Regions from separate parts of the Homo sapiens genome. Here region 1 is linked to region 2. The links are chromatin contacts, found by Hi-C or POLR2A ChIA-PET in ENCODE. All regions are on one chromosome and are shown on one strand. The core of a region is the stretch at or near the end of the contact, and the rest is flanking DNA. Distances in the headings are between cores, read along the strand shown. Region 1 overlaps IRF2 (interferon regulatory factor 2). Region 2 holds the start of LINC02363 (long intergenic non-protein coding RNA 2363).

Region 1 (5,914 bases), core at 2,146-4,645, 67 kb after region 2:
ACCAAAGGGCCTGTGACGGAATGTCTGTAACATAGAGTTCATACATTGTATAGAGGTCTATAACATTTAATACATATTAAAGTATACTTAATAGCCTGAAAATATACTTAATAGTATGAGAATAAGCTGTTGTGGAGTTTAGCTGGCACAAAATGACCACTGGCAACGGCTGTGGTGGCCAGATGGAGGCCTCAGCCTGCCGAGCACAGTGAGAATCTGTGACTTCATTCATAAATTTCCCAGAGAAACGGGATGAGGCAGGGCCCTGTGTACCTCCATGTCTGCAAGTGGATACATGCTGAAGAGCAAACATGTAAAGCACAGAAGACACAAGCAAAGGAAGAAAGAGGACACACTGAGGTCCTGTGACTCATCTTTACAAGGCAGAATATGAGTCATTAATAGGATCCCAACTTTGGCTTTCTCTCTGAATCACCCAAGATTACCTTGATGTGCTTAACTTTGTCTTCTTTTTCTGTCTTTGGTTTCTTTCCTGTGGCAACAAAAATGTAGTTTTGGATTAATTCACGAAGGGCCTCCAGAGAAACATTTCCCTCAAATTAAATTCTTTCTGAAACTCTCAATGAACCTGTTGCTTTAATCTGTACATGGTCAAAATTCCACATGTATCTTTCACTGCCTCTGGTGAATCGAAAGTCTTGTTTCCAAGCCAGGTAGGGGCGGAATGATCCCCTACAGCATGAACAGGCTATTCTACCTGCAAACTGACTGCAGATGTAGAAATGAAGAGATCACGAAGGCACGATGACACAAATTGATTTACCTTATTTTAGTCTGTAAATGCCTTTACCTTTCTTAGAAGGCCGTTCTGATAGGGGCAGCATTCGGTAGACCCTGAAGGCATTATTTCCTTTCTTTATGCTTTTATCCTTGACTTCTTCAATATCAGGCAAGGAATTCATGGCGCATCTGAAATTCGCCTTCCATGTTTTGGGATCAGGTTTATCTACTCCTGGTTGATGCTTTCCTAACAAAAGAGACAAAGATTAAGAAAAAGAGAGAAAACATTAGATACAGAGGAAGGAATTTCTGGAAACACAGTATTGCTGGTCAGGCAGTATAAGGAAACCTTTTCACTCCATGCTATACCTCCAGTGACCAATCGTCCTGGTGTACCTGGGGGTGAGAAAGTTCTTGGGATGTGGGAATTTTGTTTTTAAAACCTGAACAGTTCCAGTCAAACTGGGACAAGTTGGTCACCCTGGTTCTACTGAACAGCTTGAGGAAACTATAAATGCTGGAAGAATGGAGCATCAGCGTAAGAAAAATATAGAAGACTGAGAGGCTGCAAAGTCAACAGGCAGAGGGAAGCTGAGTGCCTCTTTTTCATCTGACGCTCCAACAAAGTCCATTCCTGTAAACAGCTCCCTACGTAAAGGTTGTAATAAATACAGGTATTTCTGACTACCTTTTTGGGGGGGAGATAAATTTGACCAAAGTTTATAGCATCAGAACAACTGAGTTTCTATTCCCCGGTAACACCTAGGGAACTTCTTAGAATACCACATTTATAGGAAATTGAAGGACTAAGAGTGTATGGGATGAGGGGAGCATTACTTCTGAGGGCTGCAGTTTGTACCCCATGTGTCCTGGATGTGCCTAGGGACAAGTCACAGGTTTTTCAGAGCCATCTTCATGAGGTCATAAGCCAGGCTATTTTATGTGTAATAAAAACAAAACTAAGCAAGAGTGCCTTCCTCTATAAACGCCGCAGGGAGTTTTAGTACCTGTATGGATTGCCCAGTTTCTAAAGAGTGGTGCATCTTTTTCCACATCCCACCCATGTCTAGCCGCATGCATCCAGGGGATCTGAAAAATCTTCTTTTCCTGAAAAAAAAAAAAAAAAAAAAGGTAAAGAACTGGAGTCATGGGTTTTGGCCCACCATTGCAAAAGGTTGTGAAGGTCTAGCCAGCAAGATTCCCCAGCAAGCATCGCTGAATGTGTTGACTGCTGACAAGAAAATCTACTGTAAACCAAACCCACTTCCCCCGCTGGATCCCAAATCTTGATAGACTACCCCGAGTGACAGTCAGTCTCGTGAAGTCTTGCAGAGCAGGAATGTTTTCCAAGGTCAAAGGTGATGATTTGACCTTGTGTGTTCCATTATTTGTGCCTCTTTTCTAGTTTTCAATATATTTTTTTGGAGACAGAGTCTCGCTCTGTTGCCCAGGCTGCAGTGTAGTGGCGCGATATCGGCTCACTACAACCTCCACCTCCTGGGTTCAAGAGATTCTCCCACCTCAGCCTCCTGAGTAGCTAGGATTACTGGCATGTGCCACCACGCCTGGCCAAGTTTTGTATTTTTGGTAGAGATGGGGTTTTGCCATGCTGGCCAGGCTGGTCTCGAACTCCTGACCTCAAGTGATCTGCCCACCTCAGGCTTCCAAACTGCTGAGATTACAGGTGTGAGCCACCACACCCGGCCCTGTGCCTCTTTTTTTTATAAAACCACAGAAAAATGGCCACCTACCGAAACTTCTAATGCTTACTCTTATAATTTATTCTCGTCGTTTGGTAAATAGTAACTCCAGCTATCTTAGGTAAATTAAAAATTAGACAAGTTTCCAAAACCCTTGATGCTACTAAAGAAAAGTCGGGTACATCTGAGGCCACTGTCACAGAAACCAAATATCTCCATTTGCTTGTGCATCCAACAGAAATAGAAAGTAATGTTCGAATCCCTGTGGGTCTACTGCCTGCAAGAAATAGCAAGAAGTGCAAACAAAGAGGTAGAGGTTATGAAATGACACATTTTTCTGGAGAAACATCCCTCAATACAATCCTTATATCAGACTATCTCTACATCTCTCTCAGTGTTGAGGTCTGTAACTCAAAACCGCCTCAAGCAACCCTGAAAAACACATGATTGGAAACCCATGGTTTAGTAACAAAGCCGTACTCTTAGTAAAGCTACAGATGAGGAACCTGGCCCAAGCAGCTCTTGTGGCGGTACCGGCAGGTACTAAGGTCCCATTGGCACTGTGCATCTGACTACCCACATCCACAGGGACCTCAGTTTTGTCTTCCTCCCACAGCCTACTGAGTGAGGTATATGTTACGATTTCCATTTTATAGCTGAGGAAACCAAGAAGCAGATTTTAACTATTTAGTCAAGGAACTTGCAGGATAATAAGTGTCTAAGTTCAAAACCCAGGTCATGCGACTCCATATGCTATTACTTAATCACCCACTCATTGTCTCCCAGCTTTTAGATTTGGAAGAGTCCCTGTCCTATGACAGACCAGTTGAGACCTGGATTCTGTGGAGATTAAAGCCCAGGAGGTTGTACTCTTTCAAAGCTCTCAAGGCAGTTCTGGTAATTGCTAGGTATGCGGATCCCTGCACTAGATGCTGAGGAAGGAGAGGAAATGTCAGCAGGGAGTTTCCACCACTTCAGTCTCACATAGTGAAACACAGAAAGGGTCCCAGCTGTCCCCAAAGAGATTCAGCGCCTCTCCACAGAACCAATCACAAAGCCAGAACAAAGACTATTTCAGAACATTGGAGAGTTTCCCAAAACCTGTTAAAAGGAAAATTCTACCATCTTCTAAAAAGTCAGTTATTAAAGGAGAACTGAAAGTGAGAGACTTTTTCATAAATTCCTCGGTGTTCATTCTGTATCATCCACAGAGAGGGCTTCGGGTTAGCCAATTTCAAAAGGACAGTGATCAGAAAGGGGCTGAGTGACATTTTATGCTTTAATGTAGATGAAAATCGACAGCAAAATCACTTAATGCCATTTATTGATGTTCACATGAAAATGAATACAAGTGAAAATTCATTTCGTGAAAGAGCTTTTCCTGAAGTGCATGCCCAGAATCTAAAGCTTTATGCTTAAACACCGAGATTCTTAAGAATTTGCTGTTGCACTTTTTTCTAGATCAAAGGAGTTCTAGGGTGACACAATCTGAAATCTAACTTGCAAGACACAAAATTGATACAGATAAAGTAGATCTTTTTAAGCATCTGCACGCATGCATGCATACACATACACACACACACAACCAAACCTAGTCCCACAGAAACCGCAAAAGCCATGCAACTACAAAAGCGCTGACCAAACCCAGCAACATACACTATGGACCCTCTTGAAATGTGCAACAGGCCTGAGTAGACTGGAATAGTTCAGGTGTTTGTCCCCTCAAAATCTCGTGTTAAAATTTGATCGCTAGTGTTGCAGGTGGGGTCTGGTGGACGGTGTTTGGGTCATGGGGCAGGATCCCTCAAGAATGGCTTGGTGTCGTTCTCGTGGTAATGAGTAAGCTCTCACTCCATTAGCTCCGGTGAGAGCTGATTATTCAAAACAGCCTGTCGCCTGCACCATTCTCTCTTCCTCCCTCTCTTGCCATGTAATGCCCTTTGCCTCCCATCCTGAGGCCTTAACAGAGGCAGATGCCAAGGTCATGCTTCTTGTACAGCCTAGAACCCTGACCCAAAGAAGCCTCGTTTTTTTATAAATTACCCAGCCCCAGGTAGTCCTTTGTAGCAACATGAAACAGACTAACCCACAGACATGTCTCCAAAAAAAGATACACAAATAACAAACGTTGGTGAGGATGTGGAGAAACTGGAATCCTCACACATCGCTGTGGAAATGCAAAATGGTACAGCCACTCTGGAGAAAAAGTTTGGCCATTCCTCAAGAAAGTGAAACACAGAATTACCTGATGATCCAGGAATTTTACACCTGGATATATACCCAAAGAATTCTAAGCCAACATTCAAACCAAAACATAAACGTTCATAGCAGCACTACTTTCAAAAGCCAAAAGATGGAAACAACCCGAGTGTCCATCAGCTGATGAATGGGTAAACAAAATGTGGTATATCCATACAATGGAATATTATTCAGCCACAAAAAGGAATAGAGTATTGACACATGCTACCATGTGGACGAACCTTGAAAACATTATGCTGGATGAAAGAAGCCAGACACAAAAGGCCAAAAATTGAATGATTCCATTTACATGAAATATTCCAGAAAAGACAGAGAGCAGAGAGCAGACAGAGAGCAGAGATCCATAGAGACAGAGAGCAGATTACTGGTTGCCACAAGCTAGGGGGGAGGGAAATGGGAAGTGACTGATTAATGGGTACAGCATTTCCTTTTGGAGGGATAAAAAGTTCTGGAACTGGACAGTGGTGATGGCTGCATGACATCGTGAATGTCACTTTAAAATGGTAAATATTTTTTAAACTACATGTCACCTTTACCTAGTTTTTCATACTTCAGGAAAAAAAAGAAAAGACTAATAAACTTATCAGAAATATCTTTAAAATTGTATCACAGATTCTTTTTTTGAAGAAGACCATATGAAAAGGTAAGAGAAAGCAAGATTCATTTTAAAACTGAAAGAGATTCTGACCAGTAAACATTCTGGTCACAAGTTGTGTGTTCCATGGGACATGACGGTGTTGCTATGTGTGTGTAGACCCCGTGACGTCAGTATGTGCCAGGTGTCTCATCCCCGAGTGACCAGTCCTGCACACGTGGTGGTGGTACATGCTGTGTATAGACAGACGCGCCATGCCAGGGCCCACCATTTGTACGTGTGTGCACAACTCTGCCCATCTGAAGGAAGGCAGGAGAGATGAGCGCTGCTTGACTTCAGAAAAGCATCTGACATTATTTTGAGCAATGTAGAACAATGTTCCTTGGCCCCACATGGAAACTAGTTCTGTTATCTCCTCTGCCTCTTCTTCCCCCCAACATTTGCAAGACGTTCCAATTAGTGTGCTATTTTTGTCTGGACTCCTTACCGTGGTCAGAGATAGCCTGATGTTTACACAAACACAAGTCTACTCTCAAAGTGAAAAAAAGGGAAAGATCTGATGATTCCCCTGCCTTAGTGCATGGATCCAGGAAGAACTAAGAACATCAATAACCCCACC
Region 2 (6,112 bases), core at 3,431-5,930:
ACATAGTCAATCTGATCAGCACTTACTAATCCATTGCCTATAACTCATTTTTCATTATTATTTCTTGAATGAGTGATTTAAAAAATTGCATATGCATATCGTTCCCAAGTCTCTCTCTGAGCCTCTTTGTGACGGGGATGGAGTAAGCACCAGCTTGTATTTCCTTCCTAGTTCCCCTTCCTGCGGCGCTTCCCTCTTGGGGAGATTTCGGTGAATGCTGAAGATACTTTCTTGGGCAGAAATGAAGGGGCTTTCCATCCTCTGTGGAAGAACCACATTGACAAGCCCCCCAGCACCCCACCTTCTTATTCCCAGTTGTGTGACCTCAGTTTCCCTGACCGTCTCTGTGCCTCTCCTCGCAGCCCTCTTGAGGACTTGTTTCTCCACCCCATGGCTGCTCTGCCAGGCATGGTCTAGGCCTGGACATCAGCAGTCACCAGGTTTGCTTCCGAGGAGCAGCGGCAGCAGGAGGAAGTCTGAAGCTGTGGTGAATGTGCTCCTTTTGGAGCAGGGCCCAAGGCCAACCTGAGTCCAGGAGGAAGAGATGAAGCAGGACAGCTGCAGTGGAGGATGAGGACAGGGGGACGCAGAAGCACCTTCCTGCTGAAGTGTACCGTGAGGGGGTGTGGGGACCACACTTGGGGTTCTGCAGCAGCAGCTGGAGAAGAGGGTCACCTCAAATTGCAGAGGATGCACTGGAAGGCAGAAGGGGGAAAGAGACTCAGAGAGAAACAGGGGGAGGGAGAGTAGGGAGAAGCAGGGGGAAAGGGTGAGGGGAGAGAAAAGAATTACCTGCACAAGATGGCCACTTGGATGGAGGATGAGGAATAGAGAGCCCGGAAGGCGAGAAATAGGTCTAAATTCATGGCACACATTCATACACAGGAGGCCTGGATCTCTGTGGGCGCTGGGGTGTGTGTGCACCGAAGGTCCACCTGGCCTGTAGTTGGTATGTCGATGAGGCCTTTTCCCTCTCAATGTCCTGTGATAGCCGGAAGCATTATAATTGCTTAAAGGATGGTGGCTAGAAAAGTTGAGAAAGTACATATTCCCTAGAGTGCTCTGCTATATTTTTCTACGTTTTTATTTCCTCCAAGAGTGACAATCCCTCAAAAGCTCAGGAGGCTGCTTTGAAGGGGGAATTAGGGGCCAAGAGGCTTGAACGCCAAGAGAGGGAGCTGCGCTATCTCTAGGTGTGAGAATAGGGCTGGCCCAGCCTCCTGAAGAGGGGCTTCTCCAGGCCCAAGCCCAGGACCAACAGCAGCTGTGGGTGTGGGAGAGCGGCTGCTCTGGCCAATAGGACTACACCAACTGGGGTGTCTGAGCCAAACAAAGCCCACCAGGGACACCCCATGTTGGATCGGGCACCATATTTTCCTCCTTCCACCTGGAAAGTGATGCTGTAAGCTCCCGTCTGACTCATTCTCCAGGCTCAGCTTGAGCCCACCTCCAGCAAGAGGCCTCCCCAACCTGCTCCCACCCTCATTTAAACCAACAGCCCTCATGGCATCTACCAATTACAGTTTGCTGTTCATCAGTTTTTCCAAGCAGATTAATATTTTGAGGCCATGAGCAGTAGGGTTTTCAGAATTAAATAGAAAACTTTAGCACTGTTTGAAAACTTTAAGAAAAAAATCGGACTACCAGCAGAAGTGTCTTCCATGAGTGCTTTATACTTTTAAACTGGACTTTTTTTTTTTAATCTGGGAAAGTTGCAAATGAAGATGAAGAATCTGCAAAGACGTATCCCCCGGTGTTTAAAAAGAAATGCTTGGCCAAACAGGCTACCTTCAGGTTGTATTTTTTATTTTAATGAAGCAGGTCGGTCTCAGAAAGAAATGTCATAAAGAAAATGTGGCACATATACACTGTGGAATACTACGCAGCCATAAAAAAGAATGAGATCACATCCTTTGCAGCAACATGGATGCACTGGAGGACATTATTCTAAGTTAATTAACTCAGAAACAGAAAACCAAATATCGCATGTTTTCACTTGTAAGTGGGAGCTAAACATTGGGTACACATGGTCAAAAAATGGGAACAGTAGATACTGGGGAATACAAAAAGCAGGAGAAGGAGAGGGGGTTAAGGGTTAAAAACTACTATCTATTGGGTACTATGCTCACTACCTGGGTGACAGATTCATGTGTGCTCCAAACCTCAGCATCATGAAATTACAGCTTTGTAATAAACTTGCCCACGTACCCCCTAATTCTAAAATAAAAGTTGAAAAAAAAAAGAACACTTCATTTGCAAGGAGGAAATCAGAAGCCCAGGGTATAAAACTGCAAAGGATGTACGGTGGGAGGGAGATGTGACGCCAGTGGAGATTTAACTGTATCGATTATACTGATATTTCAACTAGCATCGTTACTGTTCTTGGTAATAGTAACAAGGCTCTGGTTATAAGTTCCGTTAAGTTTTGAATGGTCTGCCCACCTCTACTTTTCCCATGAGCTAATTATTTTTCACCCTTCGTTTTCCAGAAACGAGAGTTTTCATGGGCGATGAGGCGGATGAACGTATGAGATTGCAGTAGAAGCTCCAGTATGCGGCGATTTCTGGCTTATTGACCTATGACACTTTTTTTCTGGATTCTTATCTCATTTAACTTTGCTATTTGTATTAGTTTCCAAATGCTACTATAGCAAATTTCCACAAGCTTAGTGGCTTAAAACAACCCAACTGTGTTATCCTACAGTCTGAAGGTCAGAAGTCCAAGTTAGGTCTCACTGGACTAAAATCAGGGTGTAGACAGGGCTGTGTTCCCTCCCGCCTTGGCCAGCTTCTAGAGATGCTCTCACTCCTTGGTTCAAGGCCCCTCTCGTCTTCCAAAGAGAGCCATGTCCGGTCTTAACTCGCATTAACTCCAACTATCTTGACTCTTTTGTCCACTTATCAGGACCCTGTGACTACACTGGGCCCACCTGGATAGTCTAGACTCATCTTCCCATCTCAGATCTTTAACTTAATCTCATCTGCGAAATCCCTTTTGTCATGTAAGCTAATGCTCACAGGTCCGGGGATCAGGATGTGGACATTTTAGGGGTGTCATTATCCTGCCTGCCACGCTGTGGTTATTCACCTTTCTATGTGTTCATGCTTTGGCACCCCCAGCAGATGGGAAGCTCCTCTGGGGAGTGGGGTACTGCTTCTTTGTCATTCTGTTCCCCATAGCAATTGCCCAATTCAGATACTCAGAAGGTATTTTTCAATTAGTTTTCCTTCCTGACTCCTGGTTTGAATAACACAGAAGTGTATTTCTAGGTAGTAGCTGTGTTGAGCCAGCCATGGTATCTTACCTTCTTGCTAGTCAGTGGGATACAAAGATGATTCAATATTGCCCCAATTTTCAATAAATTTGCCAGGTCGGGCACGGTGGCCCTCGCCTGTAATCCCAGCATTTTAAGAGGCCAGAGCAAGAGGATTACTTGAGCCCAGAAGCCCAAGACCACCCTGGGCAGCATAGTGAGACCTCGTCTCTAGAAAAAAATTTAAAAACTTAGCTGGGCATGGCGGTGCCTGCCTGAAGTCCCGGCTACTTGGGAGGCTAAGGTGGGAGGATTGCTTGAGCCCAGAAGTTAGAGGCTGCAGTGAGCCATGATCACACCACTGCACTCCAGCCTGGGTGACACAGTGAGACCATGTCTCAAAATAAATAAATAAATAAATAAATTTGCCTTGCAAAATGTTCAAGATGGCTGGACAGCACCCACAGGGTAAGCTCTTTGACACAGGAACGACACATACAACTAAAGATAAAAATAATGTGATACTTGATTGAGCATAATTTTATGGAGCAGAGGTAGCTAGAATGAGTGGAGAAAGCAACCAGGGAGAAGAGAGCCGAGTGGGTTATTCTCTCCAAATTTTGAATAAAGTCATGGGAAAATCAAAGTAGTAGGAAGGGGTCAAAATGAAGCGTGCAAAGATGTAAGAGTATTATCACGAGAACCCAAGACAGCAAAATACGTGTATGTCTAAATACACCAGAACAGCAAAGGAGAGCTTACCTTATTTAAAGTGACATAAATAAAATTGTAAAACGTAGGGATGCTACTGGAGGCTGAGGGTGGAGGAGACACTGATATAAGCAGCTTTCTTGGTCCTTTGCTTTTGTCGATCAATTTTCCAGGATTAGCTAAAATGCAGCCAGATTTATCCCAGTAAGAAAAAACGTACCCCCTTTCTGGATGCCCAGAGCACTTTGTTTCCTCAGTACAAAGCAGTGACCACATGTGGCTTCAAATTTTGCCATGGAAATCCCCTTACACCCCCTGAAAGCAGATTCAGGTGTGCTAGATGGTATTTTCCAAAGATGAAACCGTCACAGTATCTCCTACTCATGTGCTTCCAGAACTTCGCCACTACCTAGTCAAGACGTAGAGCCTAATTCCGTTTCCTTGAGTCAAGGCAGGTTTGGGACTCACTCACAACCCATAGAAGGCAGTACAATGGATGCTGCCTAGCTTCTAGGTCATCAAAGGCGGCTGAGCTTCTGTCTTGCTGGGGCATTTGCTCTCGGAGCCCTGGCCTTCCACGTGAAGTCCGAGTACCCAAGGCAGCCATGCTGTGAGGGAGGCCACAGTGCCTGGGGAGGACCAGGATGGACGCTGCAGTCAGCGGACCTCATCCTCCAGTGCTCCAGGCCAGGGTTAGACATATAAGGAAAGGAGCCGTTAGACCATAATACACCCCAGCTGCTGCGTTACCCACAGTGGTCACAGCCCCAGCTGTCATGCAGCAGAGACAAGCCACTCCTGCTGTCTAAATTCCAAACCCGCCAGGTGTGGTGGCTCATGCCTGTAATCCCAGCACTTTGGGAGGCTGAGGCAGGCGGATCACGAGGTCAAGAGTGCAAGACCAGCCTGACCAATATGGTGAAACCCCGTCTCTACTAAAAATAGAAAAAAATTAGCCGGGCATGGTGGCACTTGCCTGTAATCTCAGCTACTCAAGAGGCTGAGGCAGGAAAATCGCTTGAACCCAGGAGGCAGAGGTTGCAGTGAGCGGAGATCGTGCCATTGCACTCCAGCCTGGGTGACAGAGTGAGACTCCATCTTAAATAATTAATTAATTAATTAATTAAATAAAATAAAATAAATTCCAAACCCACAGACTCTGAGAGCATAAATAAGATGATCTTTTTAAACCACTAAATTAAGGGGTGACTTCTTATGCAGCAACAGTACCGGGGGAACCAGGTATGAGCAGTGCACATATTTTCACTGAATTTATATTGTTTGGGAAGTTTTCCTGGTTAAGAGTTCCGATTATAGACATTATGTTAACAGAGAAACCAACACCTAGGACGATTAGAGGGTAATCAGTGGCTTCTCCAGGGCTTCAGCTACAGTGATGGGTGAGAGGAACATGACAAGGATCAATTCTGAGAGTGCTGGCCGGGTGCAGTGGCTCACACCTGTAAGCCCTCATTTTGTGAGGTCGAAGTGGGTAGATCGCTTGAGTCCAGGAGTTCAAGACCAGCCTGGGCAACACGGCAAAACCCCATCTCTACAAAAAATACAAAAATTAACTGAGAGTGGTTGTGCTCACCTATAGCCCCAGCTACTCAGGAGGCTGAGAAAGGAGGATCACTTGAGCCTGAGGAGGCCAAGGCTGCAGTGAGCCGTGATGGTGCCACTACACTCCAGCCGGGGTGACACAGTGAGACCCTGTATTTAAAAAAAAAAAAAAAAAAGTATTCTACTTGAAGCAAGAAAAAAATATTTTCTGGAAGGGAATCACTTTCCTAAAAAAGAAAAGTAGCAGAATTTTTGTGCCTAGGGACAACTGAGAATAGGCACCCCCTCACCCATGCTGTGTCCTCCAGGATGAGCTGCCCACAGGTGAGGTGGGGGACCACCACCCAGCTTAGGCAGGAGTGGCCCCTGCAGGGGCAACACAGCGAAGAAGGCTTATCAAGCAGGATGGGGGTTTCCAAGCAGTGCTGCAAAAAGGCCTTTCTGTTGTTTTTTATGTAAGTCTGTTTCATGCCACATTTTGGGTGAAACACACACACACACACACACACATACTGCACAGCTGACAGTGGACAGGACTTCCTGGTGACTCTGGGTAAAGTCATTGTTGCTGGAAGAGAAGGGAA

Evidence for each region. A loop is a pair of places that touch in the nucleus more often than their neighbours do. ChIA-PET counts read pairs that join two places held with the same protein, here RNA polymerase II (POLR2A). Pooled maps may share reads with other maps.
Region 1: a map of GM12878 shows a loop between it and region 2 (2.9-fold over the local background). The contact joins the enhancer-like site here to the promoter of LINC02363 in region 2. A Hi-C loop is called at or near these places in 4 of 168 maps with a recorded cell type or tissue (CD14-positive monocyte, GM12878 and naive thymus-derived CD4-positive, alpha-beta T cell), 29 of 37 single-sample maps with no recorded cell type and 15 of 50 pooled maps. POLR2A ChIA-PET finds 5 or more read pairs at or near these places in 11 of 52 experiments (B cell, GM12878, H1 and 8 more).

Annotation. Positions count from the first base shown.
Region 1 is chr4:184,417,721-184,423,634 of GRCh38, forward strand. It overlaps IRF2 (interferon regulatory factor 2), which reads right to left. Exons shown (of 9, transcript NM_002199.4): 3 at 1,749-1,848; 4 at 812-988; 5 at 447-493. Among named protein-coding and RNA genes, the nearest start is that of LINC02362, 38 kb to the left of the region's middle. RefSeq lists enhancers at 123-422, 301-1,500. Within about 2 kb of position 3,396, at least 6 of the 41 ENCODE cell types and tissues checked have a DNase peak (open chromatin) inside an H3K27ac peak, as active enhancers do; they include B cell, CD14-positive monocyte and GM12878, where a contact is called at or near this core.
Region 2 is chr4:184,349,297-184,355,408 of GRCh38, forward strand. It overlaps LINC02363 (long intergenic non-protein coding RNA 2363), which reads right to left and starts at 4,681. Exons shown (of 3, transcript NR_040108.1): 1 at 4,017-4,681; 2 at 793-982. RefSeq lists an enhancer at 4,682-4,751.